Linked DNA regions of Homo sapiens: region 2 is linked to region 1. The links are chromatin loops, found by intact Hi-C in ENCODE. Cell type or tissue: IMR-90. All regions are shown on one strand. Each heading gives the region's core, and the rest is flanking DNA. Links, peaks and the distances in the headings are about the cores only.

Region 1 (5,390 bases), core at 282-5,281:
AAGATACACCCAAGACTGGGTAATTTATAAGGGAAATAAGTTTAATGGACTCACAGTTCCACATGGCTGGGAAGGCAAAGGAGAAGCAAAGGCACGTCTTACATGGCAGCAGGCAAGAAAGCTTGTGCAGGGGAATGCCCTTTTTTATAAAACCATCGGATCTCATGAAACTTATTCACTACCACGAGCACAGTATGGGGAAAACCGACCCCATGATTCACTTATCTCCACCTGGCCCTGCCCATGACATGTGGGGATTATTACAATTCAAGGTAAGATTTGGTTGAGGACACAGCCAACAAATAATACCAAGTATGGTGGACATAGCTGAGAACCAGCTGGATGCTTGGTCTCTGGCCTCCTGGACTTTACTGGGCAGGGTTTCATGAACTCTGTCATCCTCATATCCCTTTATAGTGTTTGGCCACATCTTCTTAAGACCTTGTTATTTACTTAAATACATTAAAGATATTAAGAAGTTTATGTCATTCTCTATAAATAGCAGGGAACCACAGGAACTAAACCATGTTCAAGTCTGGCTAGATGCTGCTACTAGCCAAAAGCTATCTGAATGGAAACTCTCAGTTCCTTCTTACCAAGTGTTGAAGGGCTGTAAGGACACACTAACAGTGTATTGAGGCTTGCCTGGAATGCATTAGAAGAATTGTCAAGGGAGGGGGTAACTTTCTCACTAAGTTCTTTTGAACTGAGAGATGAAGATTTTTAAGGCTGATGTAAATATTTGATTTTTCTCATTCTGATTGAGCTGAGTGCAACATGTTGGGAACGGCTTCATGCAGAAAGCCTGTGGTGAATGGGGTCTGGAAGAAGACTTTGGAGTTGACTTGGAAGGAAGATAGTTTGGAGGCAGGACTGGTCATAAAATCACCTTTATTTGCTTTTGAAATATTATTTTATATCAGGTGTCAAATGTAGAAATCTGAAATTCTGGAAATTAAAAGCTGTTTCAGAACAATATTGAGATATCACCCATGAAGATCCTGTCTTGGTAGGAGGAGCGTAGGGAAAATGTCCTGATCAGTGCACTCACTTATTGCCAGGGACAATAACATCACCACTGAGAATAAGGTCACCAGTCTAACTAGTGCCCCATATTCTGTAAAACTTGCCTCTCCAGTGCTTTTCCAGAGGTTTAGGTTAACCAGCAAATCAGAAGTCTCAAAGATCTTTTCTAGTTCCTGCTTGAAATTGGGTAGAAGATAATACCAGCTGTTACGTGGAAGTATAGCATGCCATTCACTTAACGTGGAATGAAGCAAAACATTCTGAGAGGGAAGACCTATTACAGTGCATGTGTACCATTATCTTACTTTTTCTTTCTTTTTTTTTTTTTTTTTGAAATGGAGTCTCACTCTGTCACCCAGGCTGGAGTGCAGTGGCACAATTTCGCCTCACTTCAACCTCTGCTTCCCGGGTTCCAGTGATTCTCCTGCCTCAGCCTCCTGAGTAGCTGGGTCTACAGGCAGGCGCCACCACGCCTGGCTAATTTTTGTATTTTTTAGTAGAGACGGAGTTTCACTATATTGGCCAGGCTGGTCTCGAACTCCTGACCTGGTGATCCGCCCACCTTGGCCTCCCAAAGTGCTGGGATTACAGGCGTGAGCCACTGCGCCCAGCCTATCTTACTGTTAAGCTGTAATGGTGTTATAGGCAGGACAGGTATTTGGTACTGAGGAAGGCTCTTCAAGGATGTGAGAATTAAGCTGAGTGAGACCTGAGGGAAATGCCAGGGGACCCCCTCAGGAGGGGAGGCTCTGAAGGGAGGAGAATTCTCGGAGACCCTCTGGAGGGAGTAGGGAGAGAGAGAGGTCCCCAACCTCCTTCTGAGGCACCTCTTTATAAGGTTGGAATATTTTGTACTGTTTCCTATCTCTTGGAGAGAAGAGTCCACCCTTTCCCAGGTAACCTGTCTCAGCTTTGGAGAGGCTGAGATGGAATTCCAGGGACCAAATCTAATTAATTCCTCAAAAGAGAAGTGCCTTTTGGGAGTAGCAATATTGAATCTCACTTTGATAGCTCCTGGTGGAGCAATTTGGAGAGAATATATTGGGGATGCTTTTTTCCAATTAATATGCTTGAATAAGAACTTTGGTGCTCCTTTGCAGTATAAAATGAATGTATAGTAAAAATAAGAGCCTTTTTCTTCTAAGAAGGGCCTTATTAGAACTTGGAAAGCCACCTTCCCTGTCTTCCCAGCACCTGAATACTGTGCCCTACTTATGCCCAAAAGACAATGTACTTCTTGAGGAATTTTTGTAATTTAGAAGCATGTTTTTGCTACCTACAGGATTAAAAAAATAAAAATAATAAAGATGCTGTCAGACTTGGCCTCCAGGCAATTTAGTGCTGCCTGTGGCTTCTGGTACTGTGCATTTTAAACAGTCCTGCCTCTTCTCCTTTTTATTTTTTTACCACCCTGCCCTGGTTATGGCAACTTAATACAGCATGTCTAAATATCTACCCCTTGTTTGCACAGAAATAGTGCACAAATTAGATAAAATGGCATTTCCTTTCTCTCTTGACAGCTTGGAATTTTTTTTTAAGTGGCTTTGACAAGATTCAGGGCCAAATTATGAAATCACCAGGTGACCCTTTCCGTTCATCAGCTGCTAATGAACTTAGAAAATTGAGATCTCATCTGGCAGACAAACTCATTTTGTTTGACAAGCAGCTTAAAAGTATTTGTAAATGAACAAATTATGTTTTTTTTCCCCTCCAGTTGGCCCTGTGATCACTACACATGGGTTTTACAGTTTTGTTTGTTTCTTTTTTAAACTTGTCAGAGGTCTGTAGAAACCAGGCACTGGGTTTCTTCCTGTCTTGATTCCTTTCATGTTGTGCATTGTTAGCCTAGGGTAGGTGATTCACACTAGCCACTCTGGTAGTAATCGGTTAGGGTATTAGAAAGAGTGCTGGATGTGAAACAGGCAGGCCTGGGGTGAGATACTGTTCACCCGTTACTCATCGAGTGACTTTATGAGTTGTGTAACATCTGAATACTTCAGTTTTCTAATTCATAAAATGGATGGCTAATTTAAGTGGGGTGTGTGTGTATATATATACACATATATACGTATATATACACATATGCACATATACACATGCATATATACACATATGTATGTATACACATATATGTATATACACATATGTATGTATACACATATATGTATATACACATATGTATGTATACACATATATGTATATACACATATGTATGTATACACATATATGCATATACACATATGTATGTATACACATGTATATACACATATGTATGTATACACATATATCTATATACACATGTATGTATACACATATATGTATATACACATATGTATGTATACACATATATGTATATACACGTACACATATGTATGTATACACATGTATATACCCATGTACACATGTATACACGTGTATATACATATATGTATATACACACACATATAATATACAGTATATATACTGTACAAATATAGTATAAATACGTACAAATATAAACTGTCTATGTGTGTATATTATACATATATGTGTATATACATATGTGTATGTGTGTATGTATACTATATGGTATACATACTGTATGAATATATGGTATATATATTGTTTATGTACAAATATAAACTCTGTATGTGTGTATATAAATAAAATAAAGATTCATTTTGTGCATATTAGTACCTGTGACTGTCTCCTGAAAGCAGAACAGACTTCTTTGAGGGTAGAATGCCACTTTTATTCTAACTTTTCAATACATTATTGATCTTGCACCGGAGCACCTAAACTCTGAACTGGTTTAAAAAGTGAATTAGGGCACTAGAAATCCTTACCTTCCATTTTTGTTCCCTCAAATTTAAGCGAGAAGTTAGTAGTTCTTTAGTTAACTTCCAGGAGCTCCCACGCTATACACAGGCCATATGGTGACAAATAGACATTCTGGAGTCAGATTGCTGGGTTTATATTTTTGTTCCATCATTTACTGGCTTGTGACTTCGAGCAAATTGCTTTATTTCCTCTTCTATACATTGGGGATAGTATTAACTAATTTACAGGGTTGGATTTTAGTAAGACAACGTATGTGAAGCACTCATGTATGTAGAGCTTGGCATTGCAGAAAGATACTGCTCAGTATATGATAGAAAATACTACTGCAAGTCGTAATGTTATTGGTTTATTCATTAGCAGAAAGCAATTGTTGCAGTTGTTAAACAAAACGAAACGAAAAGCCATTCTAATTAAGCAGAGTCTAGTGAGAGCTCAGAGGAGTCTGAGTTGGTTTTACCAAAGAGGAGGTCTCTGAAGGATGGATTGGAGGTAATCTTGGATCTGCCATGCACTAAAAGGGGAAAAAGAAAAAAGAAAGAGAGAGATTGTCTTAGTGATTTGGAACTGATTGGCCTTACCAACTTGGAAGCTCCTTTTAAACACATAGGTCCTTTTTAGAGCCCATTGAGGAAAGACCACTCTAATCTCCCTCTACCGCCCACTACTTCCACTACTTCCAGTAGAGCCTGGTGGTCAATAACCACCAGGGAAGTTAGAGCCCGTTCTGCAGCAGTGATTGTCAGAATCATGCAGTGGCACCAGCACTGCCATTCTCTTATCCTGCGACCATATCCTTGGCTGGGTTGCAAGCAATTTCTCATATGTAGTAGGCCACAATGGATACTTGTTTGATTAAATCAACAACAACAACAATAACAACAAAACACTGCTCTTCTGTCTGGAGAGTACTTTTAGTAGACACCTCTTCTTCCTTTCATGATAACTCTCCATACAAATTTGTGTTTTTTGAGATGGAGTTTCGCTCTGTTGCCCAGGCTGGAGTGAAATGGCATGATCTCAGCTCACTGCAACCTCCGCCTCCCAGGTTCAAGCGATTCTCCTGCCACAGCCTCCCAAGTAGCTGGGATTACAGGCACCCGCCACCATGCCCAGCTAATTTTTGCATTTTTAGTAGAGATGGGGTTTTGCCATGTTGGCCAGGCTGTTCTCGAACTCCTGACCTCAGGTGATCCACCGCCTCAGCCTCCCAAACAAATTTTTAAATATCTCAGCCTTCTAGTCCCTTTTCCCATGATTTGGCTATAATCTCAAACTGCTCTTGCAAATTTTTTTTTTTTCTGAAGAAACATAGTGCTCAAAGAGACTCTCATCACTCTGATGAGAGAGAAACAGATCCAGTGGATTAACGTGTTTTGCTAAGTGCTGTGATAGGAGACCTAGAAAACAAGCTTTTGGCCCTTTATATGATCTTGAGGGAATCTCCTGACCTTTTGGATACTTAGTCTTTTCGTCTGTAAATTGAGTACCATAGCATTTGTGTCACAGCATTACAATGCCAATTAAATCAGGCCGAAGCACTGTAG
Region 2 (5,390 bases), core at 289-5,288, 310 kb before region 1:
AGAATGGTTCTTATGAGTAGTGTTTCCAATTATGGGGAGATAGACTCATAAACTTAGATTCTTTGTGTCCACCTATCTTAGCCCCTTTATATTTTCTTTTCTTTTATTCTCATCATACTCCCCCTGGAGAACTCAATCGTGCCTGGAATTTCAGTGGTAACCTAAACGCCAACCAATCCCAGGCCTTTATCTCTAAACTCTCTCTTAGGCTCCAGACTCAAATGTAAAGGTCTAATTGTCAACTCCACCTTGATATACTGCAAACCCCTCAAATGCAGTAAGTCCAAAGCTGAATCCATCGTCTCTCTCCCTGCCTCCCTTCTGCCTCCAATGCAGCCTCTCCTCCTGCACTCTCTGCTCTGGTTAATGTTACTGTGATCTATGCCATTTTCTAACCTCGCATGATCCCTTCCTCTAGCTTACACTCCACTTTCTTCCCTGCCATTCTCTTATAAATTCCCCACATCCCTCCCCACCTCCACGGCCACTGTTGAGTCCTGCATCATCATTTATCCAAACAATTCCAATAAACCCCCTGGCTAACCTTCCTGTTCCTGATGAAAACCCTGTACATTTCAATCTAACCTACACACTATCAGCATTGACCTCTTTAAATCAAACACTGGCTATAGCACCTATTACTTAAAAGCCTTCCATGCAACATGCCTGCTTATCAACTGCGAATGCTGTGGCCATAAAATGACCTCACCAATCAGGCTTCAATTTATGTTTCCAGCTTCATCTCTTCCCACTTCCCTGATCCAATTTTTGTTTGTTTGTTTGTTTCTGAGACGGAGTCTCGTGATCTTGGCTCACTGCAACCTCTGCCTCCTGGGTTCAAGTGATTCTCCTGCCTCAGCCTCCCAAGTAGCTGGGATTACATGCACCTCCCATGCCCGGCTAATTTTGTGTTTTTAGTAGAGACGGGGGTTTTGCCATGTTGGTCAGGCTGGTCTTGAACTCATGACCTCAGGTGACCTACCTGCCTCGGCCTCCCAAAGTGCTGGGATTACAGGCATGAGCCACCGCGCCTGGCCCCCAGTCCAAATTCTATACACTGAACCCCAGCTACAGGAAACGGCTCCCTGCTTTCCAACATGTCACATGCTTTTCTGACCCTGTGTCTTCCCTCTTCCTCTTCCTGCTGGTCCCTCTTTGGTAAAATGAAGTCTTCCCCAGTCACCAGGCTGAGCTTTGTCACTGCCTGTGTACTCCCTAGCTGATTGCACAACCTCTTCTAAAATCTTGCCACATGATCATAGAATGCTTGTTATATGACAGACTTTGTGACTATAAGGTCATGGGGGGGGCAATGATTACTTCTTACACACCTCTACATGCTCATGATTTACACACATCCTGCACACAATAATGGAGAAATCAGAGGTGATTAACCATTAATGAGCCCTAACTTGGTGTCAGGCCCTACCTTGGTCATGTCACACACCGTTCACCGGAAGACCATAAGGGGTTCTTGAGGTCAGAAAGCGCAGCATAATAATAGACTTACTGCATAATATTTATTGAACACTTACTGTATACCTGGTGTCAAAATTTAAAAGTGCACTGAGTAAAGTTCAACAGCAAGGCAGTAACTAGAAATGGAAAACCAAAAATCGTATGTCCTCACTGATATGTAGGAGCTAATCTTTGAGGACACAAAGGCATAAAAATGATACACTGGACTTTGGGGACTTGAGGGAAAGAGTGGGAGGGGAGTGAGAGATAAAAGACAATAAATATGGGGCAGTGTATATTACTCGGATGATGGGTGCACCAGGTTCTCACAAATCTCCACTAAAGAACTTACTCATGTAACGAATACCACCTGTACCCCAATAAATTGTGGAAAAATAAATTTAAAATAATAATAATAAAATAAATAAAATGTGGATGGGGAAACACCTGGCATTTCAGAAGCATCTGCACTGTTATTGACATGCAACATGGCTTCTATGGTCAATGTTAACTGTGTGATATTTTCCAAGTAATTCATTTGCAGTGCCTGTTCCAGAAAACTGGAACAAAACAGAAAAGAAGAAATTCAACTAGGTATATCAATATTTTGAAAAAAACAAAAACAAAAAAAAACAGCAAGGCAGGCTTTAGTCAAGGGTATTGCAATTGGGAAGAGAGGCCAGAACTCAATCTGAAGTCAACTGCACTGAACCAAAAGGGTAGAAGAGGTTGTTTTGCTTTGTTTTGTTCTAGGTTCTGGGGTACATGGGCAGGATGTACCAGTTTGTTACATATGTAAACATGTGCCATAGTGGCTTGCTGCACCTATCAACCCATCACCTAGGTATTAAGCCCTGCATGCATTAGCAATTTTTCCTAATGCTCTCTCTCCCCCTACCCCACCCCCCAACAGGCCCCAGTGTGTGTTGTTCCCCTCCCTGTGTCCGTATGTTCTCATTTTTCAACCCCAACTTACAAGTGAGAACATGCAGTGTTGTTTCTGTTGCTGCATTAGTTTGCTGAGGATAATGGTTTCCAGCTCCAACCATGTCCCTGCAAAGGGCATGATCTCGTTCTTTTTTATGGCTGCATAGTATTCCATGGTATATATGTACCACATTTTTTTTATCTGATCTATTGTTGATGGGCAACTGGGTTGATTCCATGTCTTTATTATTGTGAATAGTGCTGCAATGAACATACGCATGCGTGTATTTTGTAATAGAACGATTTATATTCCTTTGGGTATATACCCAAGTAATGGAATTGTTGGGTCAGATGGTATTTCTGGTTCAAGATCTTTGAGGAATCACCATACCATCTTCCACAGTGGTTGAACTAATTTACATTCCCACCAACAGTGTAAAAGTGTTCCTATTTCTCTGCAACCATCTGTTGTTTCTTGACTTTTTAATAATGGCCATTCTAACTGGCATGAGATGGTATCTTATTGTGGTTTTGATTTGCATTTCTCTAATGATCATTAATAATGAGCTTTTTTTTTTCCATGTTTGTTGGCTGCATGAATGTCTTCTTTTGAAGGTGGGGGAGTTTTTAAGAGCCAGGGTGAGTTGGACCATAGGTGACCTGTGCTTGCTAATTGGCCTTACCCAAAGGAAAATAAGCTTTCTTGCATCTTCTTGACAGGAAGAAATTTTACAACACAGAGCAAGGTGCCCACTGAAAGTTAGGCTCCTACCCTCCCATAGGTAGAGGGATTCTCTTCCATGATGATTACATTTCAAAAGGATGGTTACCAGGTCCTAGAGAAAGACATTCTTGGGTTGTCCACTGGCAAGAGAATTTTTTTTATTTGAAATTCAATTGTTATTAATATAATTGAGCCACATAACACAAATTCATTAACAATATGAGAATTTTTTTTTTTCTTTTGAGATGGTGTCCTGCTCTGTCACCCAGGCTGGAGTGCAGCGGTGCGATCTAAAAGATTTATGGTCGGGCACAGTGGCTCATGCCTCTAATCCCAGCACTTTGGGAGGCCAAGGTGGGTGGATCACCTGAGGTCAGAGGTTCAAGACCAGCCTGGCCAACATGATGAAACCCTGTGTCTACTAAAAATACAAAAAATTAGCCGGGTGTGGTGGTGGGTACCTGCAATCCCAGCTACCCGGGAAGCTGAGGCAGAAGAATCTCTTGAACCCAGGAGGCAGAGGTTGTGATGAGCCAAGATCACACCACTGCACTCCAGCGTGGGCGACAAGAGGGAAACCTCATCTCAAAAATAAAAATAAAAAGATTTACATCTCAAAGGGGCAGAGAAAGAATTCACAATTATGATTTTCTAAAGTAAATGCTCTAAAAAGGGAAGAGAAGGACCCCAAGTGAGAAAGAAGTCTGTCTAAAGTCAAGTCAAGCCTAGAGGAAAGTTAAGGCCATCTCCGTCACTAGCATTGTGTTGAGCACTTTGCATAAACCATCTTATTTAATAATCCTCACAACGGCCCTCTGTAGAAGAATATCAACTTCATTTCACAGCAAGAAGATGGCAGAGCTGCATGCCATAGCTGACAGATAATTCACTTCTCCAGCCTCAGTGTGTGATCAGTCTGGCAGATAAAAAGAACTGAGCAAGTCAGTCTGTTGAATGAATAAACGATCTTTGCTTTACACTTCTCTGGTATTTAGTTGACCAAATGATCGTATTATATGGAAAAGGATGGTAGATCCCATGAGATTCTATGAGATCTCAGTTAGCAACCTGTGGGTCTCTTCCCAAGTACCACAGACCAAGGGCAAGCACACCGCACCTGGGTAAAACAAGCAAGACATAGAAGAATAAGTAATAAAAGTGGGAACAAAATGCTGAAGGAAACTGACAAAGGCATGAGGCACTACAGAAGGTTTCATTTTAGGCAGCCACCTTGCTACTGAGCAGCTATTGGCAAGTGGCCAATAACGTTAGCCATTGTTGTGTGCAAGCCAGTGTAACACAGTGGTTAGGAGTATGAACCCTGAAGTCAGACTACCTGGTTATTACAAGAGTAATGGATTAGTTTGTTAAGGTTGCCATAACATAGTGCCATAAACTGAGTAACTTTTTTTTTTTTTTTTTTTTTTTTTTTTTTTTGAGACAGAGTCTCACTCTGTTTCCCAGGCTGGAGTGCAGTGGTGCAATCTTGGCTCACTGCAACCTCCACTTCCCAGGTTCAAGAGATTCTCCTGCCTCAGCCTCCCTAGCAGCAGGAATTATAGGTGCATGCCACCACATTAGGCTAATTTTTGTTTTTTTTAGTAGAGACAGGGTTTTACCATGTTGGCCAAGCTGGTCTCGACCTCCTGACCTCAAGTGATCTACCCACCTTGGCCTCCCAAAGTGCTAGGATTACAAGTGTGAGCCACCACACGTGGCCTAGACTGAGTGACTTACAAAACAGAAATTTATTTCCTTATAATTCTGGAGGCTGGAAGTCTTAGATCAAAGTGTCAGCAAAATTGGTTTCTTCTAAGGCCTTTCTCCTTGGCTTAAGGATAGCCATCTTCTCCCTGCGTTCCCATATAGCCATCCTTCTGTGTGTGTCTGAGTCCTAATCATCTCTTGCTTCTTTTCTTTGACAGAATCACTCTGTCATCCAGGCTGGGGTGCAGTGGCGATCATGGCTCACTGCAGCCTCAAACTCCTAGGCTCAAGCAATATTCCCACTTCAGCCTCCTGAGTAGCTGGGACTAGAGGTGCATACAGCCACACATGGCTAACTTTTTAAAAATGTTTTTTGTAGACACAGGCATCTTTCTATGTTGCCCTGGCTGGTCTCAAATTCCTGACCTCAAGGGATCCTCCTGCCTCAGCCTCCTGCAGTGCTGGGATTACAGGCATGAGCCACTATGCCCAGACCTCATCTCTTCTTCTTATAAGGATACTAGTCATAGATTAGAGCCTGCCCTAATGACCTCATTTTAACTTAATCACCTCT

The links. Hi-C counts contacts between places; a loop is a spot of excess contacts. Peaks named below come from ENCODE experiments on the same cell type or tissue, not always from the same donor. Only the 100,000 strongest peaks of a DNase experiment are listed, where the experiment ranks them.
Region 2: a loop joins it to region 1, with 5 times the contacts of the local background. A loop is called at or near these places in 1 of 110 quality-filtered maps.

What each region holds. Positions count from the first base shown.
Region 1 is chr22:33,782,989-33,788,378 of GRCh38, reverse strand. All of the region lies in intron 1 of LARGE1 (LARGE xylosyl- and glucuronyltransferase 1), which reads left to right. Among named protein-coding and RNA genes, the nearest start is that of LARGE-AS1, 61 kb to the right of the region's middle. RefSeq lists an enhancer at 5,191-5,390. In IMR-90, for the core only: no CTCF peak of the experiment used is centred there; a DNase peak (open chromatin) is centred at 2,908.
Region 2 is chr22:34,092,802-34,098,191 of GRCh38, reverse strand. The region is part of intron 2 of LINC01643 (long intergenic non-protein coding RNA 1643); the gene reads right to left. Among named protein-coding and RNA genes, the nearest start is that of LINC01643, 78 kb to the right of the region's middle. In IMR-90, for the core only: no CTCF peak of the experiment used is centred there; no DNase peak of the experiment used is centred there.